Regions from separate parts of the Mus musculus genome. Here all the other regions are linked to region 3. The links are chromatin loops, found by intact Hi-C in ENCODE. Cell type or tissue: left cerebral cortex. All regions are shown on one strand.

Evidence for each region. A loop is a pair of places that touch in the nucleus more often than their neighbours do. Peaks named below come from ENCODE experiments on the same cell type or tissue, not always from the same donor. Only the 100,000 strongest peaks of a DNase experiment are listed, where the experiment ranks them.
Region 1: a loop joins it to region 3, with 2.1 times the contacts of the local background. A loop is called at or near these places in 2 of 42 quality-filtered maps.
Region 2: it touches region 3 in a loop (2.0-fold over the local background); 5 of 42 quality-filtered maps call a loop at or near these places.

Annotation. Positions count from the first base shown.
Region 1 is chr9:77,462,599-77,465,098 of GRCm38, forward strand. All of the region lies in intron 4 of Lrrc1 (leucine rich repeat containing 1), which reads right to left. Among named protein-coding and RNA genes, the nearest start is that of 5730403I07Rik, 64 kb to the left of the region's middle. In left cerebral cortex, no CTCF peak of the experiment used is centred here; DNase peaks (open chromatin) are centred at 1,486 and 2,467.
Region 2 is chr9:77,595,404-77,597,903 of GRCm38, forward strand. No RefSeq gene overlaps it. Among named protein-coding and RNA genes, the nearest start is that of Klhl31, 40 kb to the right of the region's middle. In left cerebral cortex, a CTCF peak has its summit at 1,157 (motif pointing right); a DNase peak (open chromatin) is centred at 1,152.
Region 3 is chr9:77,754,779-77,757,278 of GRCm38, forward strand. Gclc (glutamate-cysteine ligase, catalytic subunit) reads left to right here. Exons shown (of 16, transcript NM_010295.2): 1 at 1-181. The coding sequence starts at 32. Among named protein-coding and RNA genes, the nearest start is that of Gclc, 1.5 kb to the left of the region's middle. In left cerebral cortex, CTCF peaks have their summits at 62 and 1,548; DNase peaks (open chromatin) are centred at 40, 316, 1,333 and 1,485; H3K4me3 peaks cover 1,497 bases; H3K27ac peaks cover 472 bases.

The sequences.
Region 1 (2,500 bases), 290 kb before region 3:
AAAATACTACATGTATGTGCATATGTGTATAAAGACATTGTGTGTGTGTGTGCATCTTTTAAGATCCACATGTTCAACAAAAGTTTTCCTTCCACATTTATTCCCTTCTAAAGCACCCTTACAATTACTTTCCAGAAGACTTTTTAGCTAGAATTTTCCTTTATTCAAAGATAAGCAGGTATGACTCCACAGTGTTTTTTAAAGGGTTCAAAAAAAAAAAAAAACTCTGTGTGTGCGTGTGTATGTGTGTGTGTGTGTGTGTGTGTGTGTGTGTGTGTGTGTGTGTGTGTGAGACTGGCCTGTGTGTAGGTCATGTAGGTCATATCCGCATGGTTGATGCCCATGGAGACTAGACGAGGGCACCAGATGCCCTGGAACTGGAGTTACAGATGCTTGTGGACCATCATGTGGATACTGAGAATTGAACCTGAATCCTCTGCAAGAGAAAAAGGTGCTCTCAGGCGATGAGCCCTCCCCACCCTGCCACAGTGAACTGGAGACTGACACCTCCCGGACATCTGCCACGTGCTCCTCCTCCTCAGCATGTCTGTTTTACTTTTTTTTTTTTTACCTTGTACATACTGTATTTTTAAAACTGCCTCATTACCCACACAAATCTTATTTTTAAAAATCATCCCCTACTGATAAGCATCTCATCTTTCAACTTTGATTCCTGGCAAGTTAGATGTCTGTGAAGGCCTGCTGGAATGGCCTCACTGCCCTGTAGGACTGAGAATTACCTCTTGCCACTAGCGCTAGCCCTGCCTTCAGGCAGCGGCAGGGTACAAACGCTGGGGAGCTGGCCGGAAGTACAGGAAGCAGGCCCCTGGTCTCACACACTTCACAACAGCAGCACACAAGTCACATCCTCTCTGAGTTAGAATGGAGGCTGCCTGTATTTTTAGGATTCTATTTCAAGGGACTGAATGAATGGTTATTTTGAGACATTTACATTTTTTTTTAAAAACTGTTTTAAGTACTTTTTAATCCAATTTGATTCCACCTATTTTCATTATCTAGAAAATAGAATGAAAGATACTTAAACCAACTAAACAAATACAAAATCATTTAATATATATATGTGCATGTGTGTGTATGTGTGTGTATACACGCATATATATATATATATACATACACGCACACACATACACATATATGTATATAGTAGCAATTTGAGTGAAAAAAAAAGCAGAAAACAATTTTGCTGGTGAAAGTTATTAATTCTGCTTTTAAAACAGCATTTTATAGCAATCCCCAGACTTCAAAACGGACGTATTTAATAAGGCAGTTTTCTCCAAGGTTTTTGTCTCCTACCACACAGAGCTGAGCAGCCCAGCGCCAGCTCAGTCAACCACTGCCCTGGGGCTTCACTTAGTTCAAGTCCACTGGAATCAAGGTCACTGGCTCCAAGGGCAGCATATACAAAATCCTACCCACATGTTCTAGCTCAGCCTGCCAGGGAACCTAAGGGCTGCCTACTCAGTCTATTTCTACCACCAAATTATCATAATTACATGTTTACTGATAAGAACTCTTCAGTGACCAATGGCTGTGCCGGGACTACACTGGCGAGGCATAGACATTTCTGCTATTCTAAGCAGGCTACGCCGGGAGGAGAAAAATTTAATCAAAGAAGAACACTTAGGCCACCTTTCCTTTTTAGAGCATTAACTTAACAGCAAGTAGTAGGGACGTTTCACGGCAACCTTACACAGGTCCAAGACAAGGCAGCAGCAGCACACTGCCCGACTGGGCCTCAGCCTTCCCAGGCCCTCAGCATTGCCTGCTAGTTCCCACTGGGGTCTTGTGCCCCCCCCAAGCCTTCACCCCCCACACCACCTCCGCCCCCACCCTTCATCACTTGAGCTCCACAGAGGTGGGCTGGCGTGTGTCTGCTTGCTCGCTGGGAGCAAGCCATTTGGGCTGGTGACCTCAGGGCGATTCATCAATTAAATTCTTTCTGGAGTGTACCAGTCTGTGTTTTAGCACATTTCTGCACACGCTATGCAAACATTACTAATTCCTGAAAATGTTTACTCGCTTCAAAAGAATCAAAGTCATTCTTGCATGGACATGTTTTTAATTCTTTCCAGTACATATAACTAGGAGAATTCATTAAAATTCAGTCCTCAGTCTTCAAACCTGTTCTGCCCTTCAGCCTCTTACAGCTGCCGCTTCTTTCCTTTATAGACCTGGGCACACTCGCCACTCTGCATAAACAGGGTTAGATGGATGTGTCCTTTAGGGCCTGACTTTTCTAAGTGTCATTTCAAGGCTCATCCGTGTGGTAGCATGTAGCAGTTCTAAAGTTCGCTTGCGGTAGTTTACCGATGAAAGCACATTCCTCACGGATCCAGGCTTGAGTGGTTTCTACCGTGAGGATTTTATGAAGAACACTGCTGTGAACTCACCAGGAAATTTGTGCTTGGCCATGTCTTTAATGCTCTGGAGCACACATGGCTAGGAGAACAGCTGTGTTACATGGGAACTCAGCTCAGCC
Region 2 (2,500 bases), 160 kb before region 3:
AGTAAACAGGCATACATTTTATCAGGCCAGCTTGGGAATATAGACTGTCATGATCACTTTCCCAAGCTACAGAAACAACAGTGAATCAACTGCTGGGTTAATTAGAACCCAGACTCGCAGCCCATCCTCAGCTCGGAGAATGAGCACTATTTTCCTTTGCCCTAATTGCGTGATAATCTTAAATATCATCATTTTGTAAAAGACCCTGTAACTACAAATTACGCTGCCAACCATATTATTGGGTCTCAAAATGTGACTGCAGTTTGAAGACAGTTGCAACTTGCAAAACAAACACAAAGAAAAATGTCGTCACCAAAGAACAGCACTGTTACCAGGCAATAGGACCACTCTACCTCTCTGTGGATGCGGTGCTCTTTGCTTTCCAGTCCCCTGCCCCCCCCCCATATATTTAAAAAGACATCAGTCGGAGGGTGGGTGGGTGGGTGGATGGGGGCCGGGGAATGGAATATGGAGTGTAAAAAATAAATTTAAAATAAAACTAAAATTAAAAAAAAAAAAAGACATCAGAATGTCTCTTTGTCTTATCAGCAGATTACAGGTGACAGGAGGTAAATTCCAAAAAGCTGCCGGGATGGGTAATCTTTGAGTTTGACAGTCTTTCCTGGCAACAGCATTCCAGTGTGTCGGCAGTATGGAGGAGCCAATCACGAAATAATTGTATAAGATGCAAATGTCACCACCATTCCAATCAGTATCAGTGAAACGCAGACGCTAAAAGAACTTTCTATAAGTAAGCCTGATTAAACTCGGGGACCATAGCAGGCTACTTTGCTGTTAGATCATTACTATAGAATTTTATTTGAGCATTTGCTCCGAGAGACTACAGTGTTGGAAACTACAGAGCCCCATTTTGCCCAGGTGTGCTAGCACCAGGGGTGGGAAATCTAGGACAGGAAAAGAACTCATGTCAAGTAGAATGTGGAACATTATTAGAAAATTTAACCCCATTAGAATGGCAACAAGCCTTTTCTCAAACACACAGCTTCTCATGTGTGTGTGCGTGTGTGAATATATATACCAAACTAAAGGTAAAATGACAGGGTAGGTTGAGAAACTCGCGATAATTCCCAGCTAGTCTTTACAGATGTTCTTCTAGGCTATCGCCACTAGGGGGCAGGGCAGGCTGCTTCAATTTCCTAGGACATTTTCCCCACTAGGGGCGCTGTAAGTTATGGCGAGAAGAAGCAGGTTAAGTCTGAACTGACCATGGGATTACAGGGGTTAGGATTCCCCCTCGGGAATCTTAGTCTTATTAGTAAAAGAACTCAAGCATGGATTTCAATGTAAGCTGGCATGGAAATCAGACACATGATGAAAAAGCAGCTACAAGGTAGGATGTGAGAGGTAGGTAGCATTAGAGAAAGAGAATGGACGCCCAACGTATCAGGAAATGCATAGGATAGGTGGGGGGGGGGGGAAGAGGAGGAGGAAGAGGAGGAGGAGGGAGGGAGGGAAGGAGGGAGGAAGAAATTGTCTAAGTTGTACCTCTCCCTCCAAAGCTCATGGTGGCTCCTAGGGACTGTACTGGGGGGTGGGGATCATAGAAAAGAAAATTACAGTATCCTGTTAAAGGAACAATAGCAAGCCTATCTCTTTAACGTGGCTTAAGGTGAGCTTACTTCCCTGGGGGTGGTCTCTTGTCCCAGGGTAACTGCCTGGCCCAACTAGAATGTTAGGTCTCCACCAGGCCAAAGATTCTGTTCTCTTGACCAGAAGGAGTTTTTCCGTAGTGGGCATTTGTACAGCTGCTCTAACATTTTGAACATAACAAAGCTCTTACCCTCTGGGAGTCACTCACTGCTGTTGGGAGCCCAGGGCTGGGTGAACAGCATAAAGAGTATGCAAACGTGTGTGCCTTTGACACTTTGTTTCTTAAGGCATTTCTTTCTACCCCTCACTTTCCAACGACTGCACAGAGCTAGTTCTGCACGTCCCTGGACATCCACATGGTCCCCAGCAGCTGCCTCGACCAGGGACGTCCTCATGTTCACTAGTGGTCACATGGGACATCAACATGGACTTGTTGGTATTGAACCCCAGACTCAGACACGGCCCTCAGTGGCAGCTTGAGGTGGGACCTCACTGTTGCCCCGGGTGCCAGGGCTGGCCACTTTCAACAGGCTACCCTGGAGTCTCGATGTCTATCTCTCTTTATAACGTTCAAGCTGCTCCACTTCTCTTTCTCTCCCATCTGACCACTACATTCCCATTCACTGTGGAGACTCCCACTGCAGGCTGGCCACGTAGCTGGCAGAGCCCGGGGCCTGGGGTGACATCTTCCATCCGTGCTACATGGTGTAGCAGTACCCAGCAATACCCAGTTAATGCTACTCAAATCTATCCTACCAGCAACTTCGGCTGAGTTCCTGCCCCAGTGTTCTGGGTTTCTGCATGAAAGACACATTTACACAGCCTTTATATTTGTATATGCCTTAAATAGCTCAATGGCTGGGCTACTTCCTAACCTCCACGTGGCTAA
Region 3 (2,500 bases):
GCGGAGCTGCGGCCGGGAGGAGGACGCGGCCATGGGGCTGCTGTCCCAAGGCTCGCCACTGAGCTGGGAAGAGACCCAGCGCCACGCCGACCACGTGCGGAGGCACGGCATCCTCCAGTTCCTGCACATCTACCACGCAGTCAAGGACCGGCACAAGGACGTGCTCAAGTGGGGTGACGAGGTGAGCCCGCGCGCCTTTGTTCGGCCAGGCCGCCCGCGGCCCCGCCACCGGCCCGGGCTCGGCGCTGGCCACTCGGGCTCATTCATTCCTGTCGGGAGGCAAGCCGCTCGGACACAGGGAGGGCCTGAGCGGGAGGAGTGTGAATATCTGCCTCCCGGCGTCCGGTCGCACTGTTCGCCTTGGAGATGAGTGTGTACAGGACCGACTTGCCCGGCTGGCTTGCTATCACGTTTCAAATCTCCAGGGTGTTTGCTTCGGCCCTCGGTTTTCTCTAGCTCTTTTTCTTAAACGCCTGACACATCTCACATCTGTCCGCAAACTTTAGAGTTATACATTGCAACAAATACATTGCTAGACCTAAGGACTTGGGGTTGTCTTCCTAAAAGACGGGAGACTTCATTATCCGGTTTAACTGTAAATGCTTACAACTTAGAGGTTAGGTAAGACTGGTTAGAGCCAGCAGCTAAGCGTTACCAGTCAATGCTAAAACTTGTGCATGATCTCTGGGACCCATTTGTTCGAACCATCTGAAAGCGGCAACGCTAAAAACATTTTTTTGTGTGTGCATCCCCTATTTTTAAATAAGCACATTGATAAAAAGATACATAAAGTTAAATAACCTCTTGAGTCTGACCTTTATTGTGTGGGGTTGGCATTTACGGCAGATAGCGTGCCACTCCTGTATGTATTTATCGTTTAGTATTATCCTTGGGCTAAGTTTCAAAGTGTTGCTGTACCGGCATAGACTAGCTTGCGAAAAGTTAGTTTTTCTGTATCTAATGTTGGTAGATGATTCTGCCATCTGCAGCTGAAAGAATTATGCTTGGCCTAAGGAAGTATTAGGACTAATATATATTCCTACAAAAAAAATTGTCTATCACCACATTTTCTTTCAGGAAAGGGACACACTCGTTTGGCAGTTCTCCAGTTTTAGTCCAAAGTTTGTTGTGTATTTACATTTGACAGTTCTTCATTTGTGTTCCGTGTATCATATACAGGGCAGGGATATTATGGGTTTTATCCACTTGTTTTTCCTAGGGCCTAACTAGGAAATATATATAGTTGGCAGCAGCAAATTGTGGCGTCCTTTAAGGTTCTCATGGAACCAGCCACTGTTGAGCAATCAAAAATTTACTTTTCGCTGTCTTGCTAGGACTCCATAAAGACAAAAATAAAAACAAATGAATGTCTTTATAACCATTTGGAGTTGAACTTCATCCGCAGATGTTCAGTGCAGTCGAAGCACAGTGGTTCACCATGCCCCTTGCCTTTTCTCTACTAACCAGGAACCTCCCGGATCCAGATCCTTCTTTCTGTTTTAGAAAAAAAAAAAAAAAACGCTCCCCCTGTTGGCAGGAAGAGCATGTACAACTAACTGCCTGTTTGGAGAGACTTCCCATGGCAGACGAGTAAAGTGAGTGGTGTGAGAGGAACAGCAGAGCAGGACCTCAGGTGTACCACACATTTCCATCGTGACGGGATCTGGTGAATAGAGTCGGTACCAAGTTTACCTTCCTCCCCACAATCCTTATCAAGGAGACTGAAGAAGCCAGGCAATCTTGTGCACTTGTATTCTGTCTGTATAGGGGGAGAATGTTGGGCCCAGCATTTCAACCAATTAACACTGTTTTTAAAGACAGGGTTTCTCTGTGTAGTCCTGACTGTTCTGAAACTCACTGTGTAGACCAGGCTGGCCACAGACTCACGCAGAGATCCGCCTGCTTCTGCCTCCTGAGTGCTGGGCTTAAAGGTGTACACCATCATTGCCTGACAGTTAAGACTTCCTGAACAGAGCATGCTAGGCAGGTCTGTAGAGAAGTTGGACTCCACAGGTAATCCTCCGACAGTAAGTTGCCTGGCTAGCACTGTTCCTACATTAGATGACATCAGCAATATCCCTTGAAAACTTAGCGCCTGCTGATATTGCATTTCCAAATTTCTTTTTGCAAATATTCTTGTCATAAGTTACATAGAAATCTATGAACTGTCGGCCATCACTGGAAAGAGAGGCCCATTGGACTTGCAAACTTTATATGCCCCAGTACAGGGGAAAGCCAGGGCCAAAAAGGGGGAGTGGGTGGGTAGGGGAGTGGGGGTGGGTGGGTATGGGGGACCTTTGGTATAGCATTGGAAATGTAAATGAGCTAAATACCTAATAAAAAATGGAAAAAAATGTAAACATATGAGAAGAAAAAAAAAAATCTATGAACTGATTCCCCCCCCCCCCCAACCTTCCAGTGTTGGACGTTTCCTTTGAAATAGCCTGACACTGGAAGGATTAGAACTGTGAGAAGTTCCTAGATGGTAAGGAGAAGCCCC